Regions from separate parts of the Homo sapiens genome. Here region 2 is linked to region 1. A link is a loop called in an ENCODE intact Hi-C map of the cell type or tissue named here. Cell type or tissue: IMR-90. All regions are shown on one strand. Links, peaks and the distances in the headings refer to the core of each region. The heading gives the core; the rest is flanking DNA.

Region 1 (5,705 bases), core at 259-5,258:
ACTGAATGGGCAAAAACTAGAAGCATTCCCTTTGAAAACCGGTACAAGACAGGGATGCTGTCTCTCACCACTCCTATTCAACATAGTGTTGGAAGTTCTGGCCAGGGCAATCAGGCAGGAGAAGGAAATAAAGGATATTCAATTAAGAAAAGAGGAAGTCAAATTGTCCCTGTTTGCAGATGACATGACTGTATATCTAGAAAAGCCCATTGTCTCAGCCTAAAATCTCCTTAAGCTGATAGGCAACTTCAGCAAAGTCTCAGGATACAAAATCAATGTGCAAAAGTCACAAGCATTCTTATACGCCAATGACAGACAAACAGAGAGCCAAATCATGAGTGAACTCCCATTCACAATTGCTTCAAAGAGAATAAAATACCTAGGAATCCAACTTACAAGGGATGTGAAGGACCTCTTCAAGGAGAACTACAAACCACTGCTCAATGAAATAAAAGAGGATACAAACAAGTGGAAGAACATTCCATGCTCATGGGTAGGAAGAATCAATATCGTGAAAATGGCCATACTGCCCAAGGTAATTTATAGATTCAATGCCATCCCCATCAAGCTACCAATGACTTTCTTCACAGAATTGGAAAAAACTACTTTGAAGTTCATATGGAACCATAAAAGAGCCCGCATTGCCAAGTCAACCCTAAGCCAAAAGAACAAAGCTGGAGGCATCACGTTACCTGACTTCAAACTATACTACAAGGCTACAGTAACCAAAACAGGATGGTACTGGCACCAAAACAGAGATATAGACCAATGGAACAGAAAAGAGCCCTCAGAAATGATGCCGCATACCTACAACTATCTGATCTTTGACAAACCTGACAAAAACAAGAAATGGGGAAAGGATTCCCTATTTAATAAATGGTGCTGGGAAAACTGGCTAGCCACATGTAGAAAGCTGAAACTGGATCCCTTCCTTACACCTTATACAAAAATTAATTCAAGATGGGTTAAAGACGTACATGTTAGACCTAAAACCATAAAAACCCTAGAAGAAAACGTAGGCAATACCATTCAGGACATAGGCATGGGCAAGGACTTCACATCTAAAACACCAAAAGCAATGGCAACAAAAGCCAAAATTGACAAATGGGATCTAATTAAACTAAAGAGCTTCTGCACAGCCAAAGAAACTACCATCAGAGTGAACAGGCAACCTACAGAATGGGCAAAAATTTTTGCAATCTACTCATCTGACAAAGGCCTAATATCCAGAATCTATGATGAACTCCAACAAATTTACAAGAAAAAAACAAACAACCCCATCAACAAGTGGGCAAAGGATATGAACAGACACTTCTCAAAAGAAGACATTTATGCAGCCAAAAGACACATGAAAAAATGCTCACCATCACTGGCCATCAGAGAAATGCAAATCAAAACCACAATGAGATACCGTCTCACACCAGTTAGAATGGCAATCATTAAAAAGTCAGGAAACAACAGGTGCTGGAGAGGATGTGGAGAAATAGGAACACTCTTACACTGTTGGTGGGACTGTAAACTAGTTCAACCATTGTGGAAGTCAGTGTGGCGATTCCTCAGGGATCTAGAACTAGAAATACCATATGACCCAGCAAACCCATTACTGGGTATATACCCAAAGGATTATAAAATCATGCTGCTATAAAGACACATTCACACTTATGTTTATTGCGGCACTATTCACAATAGCAAAGACTTGGAACCAAGCCAAATGTCCAACAATGATAGACTGAATTAAGAAAATGTGGCACATATATACCATGGAATACTATGCAGCCATAAAAAGTGATGAGTTCATGTCCTTTGTAGGGACATGGATGAAGCTGGAAACCATCATTCTCAGCAAACTATCGCAAGGACAAAAAACCAAACACCACATGTTCTCACTCATACGTGGGAATTGAACAATGAGAACACATGGACACAGGAAGGGGAACATCACACACCGGGGCCTGTTGTGGGGTAGGGGGATGGGGGAGGGATAGCATTTGGAGATATACCTAATGTTAAATGACGAGTTACTGGGTTCAGCATACTAACATGGCACATGTATACATACGTAACTAACCCGCATGTTGTGCACATGTACCCTAAAACTTAAAGTATAATTTAAAAAAAAAAGATTTCTACCCACTTGTTCCCAGACCTCTATGTCTAGCATGCCTTCTTCCAGAACTATGGGTTATGGGAAAGTTTGCTTTAGGTCCCTTAATTGAGCCTGTGAAACTGAGGCTCTGCTAGCTTTAAGCAGCTATTTCAATATTTTTATATACTGTTTCTGTTGAGCTGATAACTGTTGTCTCATGATGAAACCCTAACCTGAAAATTCCCTCAAACTTGGAAATCCTGAGTGGGCACCAATGACTTACTGACTGCACAGTCTCTTCACCTTCATTTTTGAAGGTTCCATTGTGATCTGTTGCAGCATTCCTCACATGGAGCACCAGCTGCAGGGTTTGTCCCACAGACCCTGGCTGAGCAACAGATGAAAGGAGTAGTCAGACACAGGTATCCCGTGAGAGTAGCTAGGGGACTGCCTGGCACTAGGTGGCGGAAGAGTCAGCAGCCCTGATAAGCCAGAGCTGCATGTATTTATTCAATACTGGTATAATGTCAAAGGCCTGGAACCAACACAATCTGTGAGTAATTAACACTGTTGTCCCCTCTTGCAGGGAGCAGTCTTGTGCGCGGATGATCAAAGGTTGGTCTCTGGATGACATAAGTAAATAAGCTTTTCTAGATAGATTTCTTTACACTCCCTTGTTACGGAGTCCTCGCCCTTAGCGTCAGGGTGAGAGAATTAGCTGCCTTCAGCTTTATTCTCTCCGGAAGCTTTTGCAAGACCTTCCCACCTTTCAAGAAGGTTTGCGTCTTTCCTTATAGCTTCTCCTACCACTCTGACCGATCTCCTACACAACATGATGCTATGGAAGGAGCTAAGGACCTGGGACCAGAATGAAATCACATTCTTCCTACCCCAGTTAGTTGCTTCCACATCTCACCCCAGTCATTTAACATTAGCAGAATCTCAGCTTCCTCATCTGAAAATGGGAAGGTGGTAATCACCACAGAGGACTTGTAAGAATTTGTTCATATATTTTAACAGTTAAATGAATGGATTCTCAAGCCAGGCTGTCTAAGTTCAAACCTTCTTCTATCACATTTCAGCTCTGTGGCCCTGGGAAAGTTAATTCTTCTCTCCCTACTTCAGTTTTCCTATCTGTAAAATGGTGATAATAATAGGATTCATCTCATGGGGTTGTCACAAGGATTAAATGAAATAATACTTGTAAAGCTCCTGGAATAGTGGCTGGTACAGAGTAAGCACTCAGTAACTGGAAGAGTTAACATTTACTGTGCATTATAGTCCTTAGCACAGTGGCTGGCATACCACACATGTTCAGTGACTGCTAGTTATTATGACTACTGGGACTTCCACTCAGCCGAGGGAAGGAATGTCTGTCCTCACTTTTCATTTCCTTCCTCTCGACGTCTGGTATGAATCAGATGTGAGTCCCCTGAGGTGTTATCCTGGCCCTGGGGGGAGGAGAAGGAGAGGCTGTGAAGCCAAGTGAACAGATCAGTGACATCAGGCGAGCATCCCAGGCTCCATGGGAGAGCTCAGGCCCAGGATCAACTGACCTTTCCACAGGAAGAGGAGAAACCACAGCAGCCCTCACTTTCCCTGGGTTTTCCCTGATTCGTGATAAATCATGCTTCCTAGGTCCTGCCCTGTGAAGAAAGATGTTTCTTCAGAAGACAGGAGTGTGTGGCTAGGGTCCCAGGCTCTGAGCTCAGACAAGATGTTTTGATGATGTTGCCTGGGCCATGGTGAGAGGAGGTTTTAGCTTTGAAGGGGCCTCCAAGTCCCTGTGGTAATCACTGAAGAGGATGAGTACCTATCTCAGAGATGAATGTCCTCTTCAGGGGTCAGAAGCAGAGGTGACTAAGCAGTTTCTGATTGGCTCTTTGGCATAATTGCTATTAATTTCTCTAAAATTAGTCCATGCCATATTCCTGGAATGGACAAATTACCTGTACATCAAGGTAATTTCCAGAGAAAATTTCCTGAGAAGATAATTTCTCTGGAAATTACCTTGATGCACACTCATTTTTTCTATAAATATTGGAGGGGTCACCATATGCCAGGCACAGTGCTAGAGAATACCTTCAAAGAGGATTTCACAAAATCCTAAATGATAATTAATATTATATAATATTTTGCATATTAATATAAATGGGTTCAAAGTCCAATATGGGCATAGTGAATGGGTATATCATGCAAGGCTTTACAGATAAAATAACATTAGGGTTAAGCTGTTGGTTCCCAGAAATAGACTCACCTGAGTTAAAATTCTACCTCTGCTACTTACTCTGTATCTTGGAGAAGGTTTCTTAAACTTTCTGAGCTTTGGCTTCTCCATCTGTAAAATAAAGATAATAGTACCTTTTTAAAGGGCTCTGTATGTGGATTGAGTGAGATAATACATATAGAATGGTGTGCCAGGAACACAATTAACAAATGGTGGTTATTTTTATTAGTGAAAATCTGTACACGTCTAAAAATTCCATGTGGACAGTTTCCCAATATTATGGCATATTTGGAATTTACTCTTCAAGTTTTCATTCCATGGATGGTTGTGTTTGAGCCTAAAATCCTGCAGTCAGCACTGCTGAAGACTGTCATGGTTGCTTAAGATCTATTGAAATTCTGAGTAATAAAGGCTGAGTTCAAGAGGGGGAAGGTAGGGCCAAATAGAGTTAAAGAGTAGAGAGCTTTCCCTGAGGGGCTCACACACTGCCTCTTCTGCGCATACCTCCTAGCCTAACACAGGAAGTCTTGTGAGGCCATTCTTACCGGCTGGCTGCATTCCAAAGTTAGGGGAAAGAGGAGAGAGAAACAGAACTCTAAGTCACCTTGAGTTCACAAACTATGCAATTCCTTCTGTGAAAACCTCTATCACCCCTATAGATTAAGACATCGTGTACAATATATGACCCTTCCCCAAATGGTTCAAAATGTGTCTATTATGAGCATCAATTTGTGCCGGGCACAGAGGTCATATATGCTTGCCATCCCCTATCACTTCCATGTAACATGAGCAAAATGGCTGCAGCATCCCAAAGAGAACAGTAACTTTGAGCTATTCAGTACAGACTTCTATAGAAGTATCCTTGGTTCCTTCCGCCCTTTCTGTCTTCCACCAGTTTCATGGGTCTTTGTTTCTATTTCTATTTTTTGAGATCTCTTTCTCTCTTCTCATGATCCAGACTGTGCCACAAGACATCTTTGAGAGGCCTGAGACTGGCTAGCCCAGGAGAGGCTTGAAAATGGCTTAGATGAAGCCAAGACCAAGTGGGATATACCCCTTACTCAGCTCCTTTTTCCCCCTAGGGTTATTTAAATTGGAGTTCTCTTATGGCACTTAGTTTATGACTTTGTGTGCAGCCGTGCTGTGATTCAGAGACTGTTAAGTTTTTTCCAAGGTTAGTCCCTACTAGAACAGACACCTTTGTGGTCAAGGGCTGGGTCTTTTCACATTTTCATGGTCATGATTTCTTTTAACGGTGTCATCAAAAGAAGTTTCAAAAAGCAACTTCCTAACAGGGTTCCAATGAATATTTGAGACCTGCGTGGCTGGAGTGCTACGAAGAGGATGTAGTTGGAATGGAGAAATTTCTGGATAGTCCTGAATTTCCATTAT
Region 2 (5,705 bases), core at 444-5,443, 140 kb after region 1:
GTGGCCGCTCTTTTATGTATCTCTCGGCAAAGACCCACTGGAATTCCCCGAGGTAACCTTTCAACTTCTCTATGTTCCTTTACTCTTTATCTCCAAAGTCCTCTTCTTGTTTACTTATACGCAGCCCCAAAAATAACAGTGAAAGGTTGCTCGTAGACACTCAACATTTTCTCATACACCATGAAAATCGAACTTCCCCCTCTATGCAGTTACCTCATCAGTCCCCATTAAAACCTCCGACGGCTGCCGCCCTAGCTGGATCCCTAGGAGTCTAGGTACAAGACACCCCTTTCAGCATTCCTTCTCATCTTTTTACTTTCATCTCTAGTTTTGCCTTGCACAAGGTCTCTTCTTCCTCTGTGGATCCTCTACCTATATGTGTCTACCTGCTAATTGGACAGGCACATAGACACTAGTTTTTCTTACTCCCAAAATTCAATTTGCAAATAGGACTGAAGAGCTCCCCGTTCCCCTCATGACACCAACATGACAAAAAAGAGTTATTCCATTAATTCCCTTGCTTGTCGGTTTAAGACTGTCTGCCTCCACTACTGCTCTCAGTACTGGAATAGCAGGCATTTCAACCTCTTTCACGACCTTCCATAGCCTCTCTAATGACTTCTCTGCTAGCATCATGCACATATTGCAAACTTCAAGTTGACTCTTTAGCTGCAGTTGTCCTCCAAAACTGCCGTGGCCTTGACTTACTGCTGAAAAAGGATGACTCTGTATATTTTTTAATGAAGAGTGTTGTTTTTACCTAAATCAATCTGGCCTGGTGTATGACAACATAAAAAACTCAAGGATAGAGCCTAAAAACTTGCCAACCAAGCAAGTAATTATGCTGAACCCCCTTGGACACTCTCTAATTAGATGTCCTAGATCCTCCCAATTCTTAGTCCTTTAATACCTGTTTTTCTCCTTCTCTTATTAAATTTAGTTTTTTGATTCATACAAAACTATATCCAGGCCACCACCAATAATTCTACACGACAAATGTTTCTTCTAACAACCCCACAATATCACCCCTTACCACAAAATCTTCCTTCAGCTTAATCTCTCCCACTCTAGGTTCCCACGCCGCCCCTAATCCTGCTCGAAGAAGCCCTGAGAAACATCGCGCATTATCTCTCCATACCACCCCCAAAATTTTTGCCGCCCCAACACTTCAACACTATTTTGTTTTATTTTTCTTATTAATATAAGAAGACAGGAATGTCAGGCCTCTGAGCCCAAGCTAAGCCATCTTATCCCCTGTGACCTGCACATATACATCCAGATGGCCTGTTCCTTGCCTTAACTGATGACATTCCACCACAAAAGAAGTGAAAATGGCCGGGCCTTGCCCTAAGTGATGACATTATCTTGTGAAATTCCTTCTCATAGCTCATCCTGGCTCAAAAGCTCCCCTACTGAGCACCTTGTGACCCCCACTCCTGCCCGCCAGAGAACAACCCCTCTTTGACTGTAATTTTCCTTTACCTACCCAAATCTTATAAAATGGCCCTATCCTTATCTCCCTTCGCTGACTCTCTTTTTGGACTCAGCCCGCCTGCACCCAGGTGATTAAAAAGCTTTATTGCTCACACAAAGCCTGTTTGGTGTTCTCTTCACACAGATGCAAGTGAAAGGGGGCATCTCAGGTCAGGCCCCAAAACAGAGCCTAATACAGGGATAAATATTGGGAGATGTGATCTCAGGGCAGCAAGAGTGAAGGAAAGGCAAAATGAGACAGGAAAGGATAAGGAAGAGAAGTACAGCAATGTAACTGCACAGGCCGCACAAAGAACCATCCTCAGAACAGTCCATTAGAGAAAGGAAGGGAGAAGAAATGATTATTTTAGGTTCTTACAGTCTTCTTGCTCTCATCGGTCATAATTTACTGTCAGGAAACTAATTTTTCCACGCTTCCAGGTTCTCTCACCGGGCCTTTACACAACTGCTATGGAAGGCATCTCCAGTGCTCTGTGGCATGATAGCTTCATTCAAATCTGGAAGTAGTAAGAAGATCTAGGGATTTCTAGTGCTTGTCTGCTGGAACTCATGCAGTGGAACCGCTGCCCTGAGTGTACTGCAGTGGCACTGGCAGCTCACATGGAACAGCCAAGGGTCAGGAGACATGTGAGGGAGAGAGAATCTGAAAGGTTATGTATAAAATACTCAATATAAAGGGAGATGTGACTGGGAGGTATAGGAGGATTCAGCTGCATTAATAATGTTTTATTCCTTAAGCTGAGTATTAGGTTCATAGCTGTTTGTTCTATTTATACCTTTCAGATAGATAGATAAGATAGATAAAATATAGATACAGGTATACAATCATGTGTCACATCACAATGGGAATACATTCTGAGAAATGCATCATTAGGCAATTTTGTTGTGTGAACATCATAGGGCATACTTACACAAACCTGCTGTCCTCTCCTATGATAACAATACCTTCTTCTGGAATACCTCCCAAAGGACGAGTCTGAGGCTGTTTTACAGTTAACTTTTTTCTTTTCTAAATAGAAGGCACATACTCTAAAATAATGATATTTATAGTACAGTAAAAAGTAACACACAAACCTAGATGGTATAATTTACTACATGCCCAAGCTATATGATATAGCCTATTGCTCCTAGGCTACAAATGTGTATAGCAGGTTACTGTACTATATATTGTAGGTGATTATAACACAGTGGTAAGTATTTGTGTATCTAAACATAGAAAAGGCACAGTAAAAATACAGTATAAAGGATAAAAACCTCCATAGGGCGCTTAACATGAATGGAGCTTGCAGAACTGGAAGTTGTTCTGGGTGAGTCAGTGAGTAAGTGTTGAGTGAATGTGAAGGCCTGTGACATTACTGTACACCACTGTAGTTTTTATACACATTGTACACTTAGGCCACACTCATTTATAAAAAATATTTTCCTTCAATAATAAATTAACTTTAGCTTACTGTAACTTTTTCACTTTATAAACTTTTTCATTTTTAAAACTTTTTGAATCTTGTAATGACACAACTTTAAACACAAAAATGTACAACTCTGAAAATATTTTCTTTCCTTATATCTGTATTCTATAACTTTTTTCTGTTTTTAATATTTTTTTTTACTTTATAAACTTTTTTGTTAAAAATGAAGACAAACACACATTAGCCTAGGCCTACACAGGGTCAGGATCATCAATATCACTATCTTCCACCTCCACATCTTGTCCCACTGGAAGGTCTTCAGGGGCAATGCATGATGCTGTCCTCTCCTATGATAACAATGCCTTCCTCTGGAATACCTCCTGAAGGACTAGTCTAAGGCTGTTTTACAGTTAGCTTTTTTCTTTTCTAAATAGAAGGCATATATTCTAAAATAATGATATTTACAGTACAGTAAATAATAAACCAGTAGCATAGTTGTTTCTTATTATCAAGTATTATGTACTGTACAAAACTGTGCTAGACGTTTATATGAATAGCAGTGCAGTAGGTTTGTGCACACCAACATCACTGCAACCATGTGAGTAATGCGTTGTGCAATGACTTATAATGGCTACAACACCACTCAGTGATAGGAATTTTCCAGCTCATTATAATCCTATGGGACCACCATCATATTTGCAATCAGTCATTGACTGAAATGTTAAATACATGACTGTATATTACACATTAAACAACACCTCTAAAGATGTTTTGATCCAGTTCAAAGGGCTTTAAAGATGTTTAATGTATTAAATTGAGCTACGTTTTGAAACTTATAGAAACTAGTTTTTTTCCTACTCTTACGTTGGAAGTTGTGCTTAGTATTTTTTTTTCTTTATACTTTTATGTTGGGAAGGACAGAGCTTGTGAGGAAGTATTGATCAATTATAAAAAAACATTTTATTTTCATGTTTGAGTGATGAGTAAGCTAATTTGTATCATTCCTATAATGGAGGTTTCATAGAAGAGGTGAATTTTAAAACTGGCCCTAAAGATAAGAAAATCTGGAAAAAAAGTTGATAGGGAAGAGCCTTTCATAAAAACAAACTGAGCATGGGATGTAGAAAACTAGCTCAGGGAACAAGGAATAATTATTTGACCAGATCATGTGAAGGAAGAAATGGGATATATAATTGGAAAGATACAATAAAGCTAGAATGCAGAGGAACTTGAAATGCCTAGTAGTCTATATTTCACTGGCAAAAGATAAATTGAAAATTCTAAATTATATTTTCCAGCCTGTCAGAAGTTTGATATAGTCACATGTCTGAGTTTTGACCAACAGGACATGTAAGAATGGCTCTTCCAGGCCTGGTCCATGAAACCTCCCTTGCCTGCTAAACAGATAAAGAAAATCTGGTGGAGCTCTCTGAGGCCCCAAAAGATGGCAGAGCCACTCTGGAAGAAGCCTGGGTACCTGGATGACTATGTGAAGCAGAAACCCCACCATATCCTCTCTGTGTATCCCCAGTGGTTGGTGATATAACCAAATAATAAATCTTTGTTGTGTTAAAACACTGAAAATAACTCTGTTTGTTATAGCATTTAGCCTATTCTGACTAATATACTACATAATTGCATTTATATGCCTATCTCTTACTGCTAAACAGTGAGCTTTTTGGGGGGCAAAAACATATAGTTCTTAATTCACATTGACTAGCACAAAGATGATCAATAAGTATTTACTGAATTAATACATACTCAACTAAGGCAGGAGAAAGGACTAATATATTTTATAATGTTCTCCTTGTACCCACCTTTTCTCCTAAAGTGATTGTTGAAACAAACATGCAAAGAAAAAAAAGTTCTTAAACACCAGAAAAACAAAATAGCAAGCCAACAAGATTTCACCATTTCTCAAATATTCTGAGTATCTGACATTTGTTGCAGTAGAAAATAAAGGTTGGTTCTGAGGTTTCCAAAAGGGACAATCATACATCCTTCAAAGCAATAAGGGAAAGAAGGCTTTCCATCCATCATTCTCATCATAAAAAGAGCAAAATTCTCTACATTCTATAAGTCTAAAGTAATTTCTATCCCTAAGTTGTTACTTGTAACAAGGAAACTTGGAGTCAGTTTTGCAAGGCTATTTACTAGAAAGTCATTTTGACGCATTTACTTGGGGCAGCTATTTGTCATAGCTGAGTCAAAATGCATTAAAGTGGCTTGAAATGTGCAAGTTTCCCCCCTTTTTTATTACTAGGAAATATTTACAACACATTAACCCCAGGCAATCTTAGGAGACTTTCATTTTAAGGATATTGGCATATGTTTTTTGAGTGCTGAGAGAATCATTAAATATAAAATTAAGAATTCCCCATGGAGATTGACGCTAAATTAGTAGATCAAATTACTATTACTCAAATATCCCCCCTTTCCCAAATTCCATATATATATATACGTTTGTGTGTGTATGTGTGTGTGTAAACACATTAGGAACCCCAAAATTTTCAAATTAAAAAAACAGCTATCATTATTAAGCAGAAATTCTATGCATTCATTTAAAGTAAATGAATATGGCTATTATAACTTTAAAAGAGAAATCATGACACTCGGAGAACTCATTCATGTAAATTCCTAGAGAATGGGCAGATGCTTAAGTTAAGAATGACTGATGGTCTTTTGTGAAATGAGCGAGCTTGGTAAATACAGACCTCTTGGTTATCTGTAGTTTGTCTTTCAGATTGTGTCTAGGTGTCTCCTCATTCTTACTCTTCCCTGATCCTCAGCTCATGCCTTGCTCAG

The links. A loop is a pair of places that touch in the nucleus more often than their neighbours do. Peaks named below come from ENCODE experiments on the same cell type or tissue, not always from the same donor. Only the 100,000 strongest peaks of a DNase experiment are listed, where the experiment ranks them.
Region 2: it touches region 1 in a loop (2.1-fold over the local background); 1 of 110 quality-filtered maps calls a loop at or near these places.

Annotation. Positions count from the first base shown.
Region 1 is chr15:49,829,636-49,835,340 of GRCh38, reverse strand. No RefSeq gene overlaps it. Among named protein-coding and RNA genes, the nearest start is that of DTWD1, 210 kb to the right of the region's middle. In IMR-90, for the core only: a CTCF peak has its summit at 2,549 (motif pointing right); a DNase peak (open chromatin) is centred at 3,620; H3K27ac peaks cover 953 bases.
Region 2 is chr15:49,694,441-49,700,145 of GRCh38, reverse strand. No RefSeq gene overlaps it. Among named protein-coding and RNA genes, the nearest start is that of DTWD1, 76 kb to the right of the region's middle. RefSeq lists an enhancer at 1,043-1,573. In IMR-90, for the core only: no CTCF peak of the experiment used is centred there; DNase peaks (open chromatin) are centred at 2,825 and 3,495; H3K27ac peaks cover 236 bases.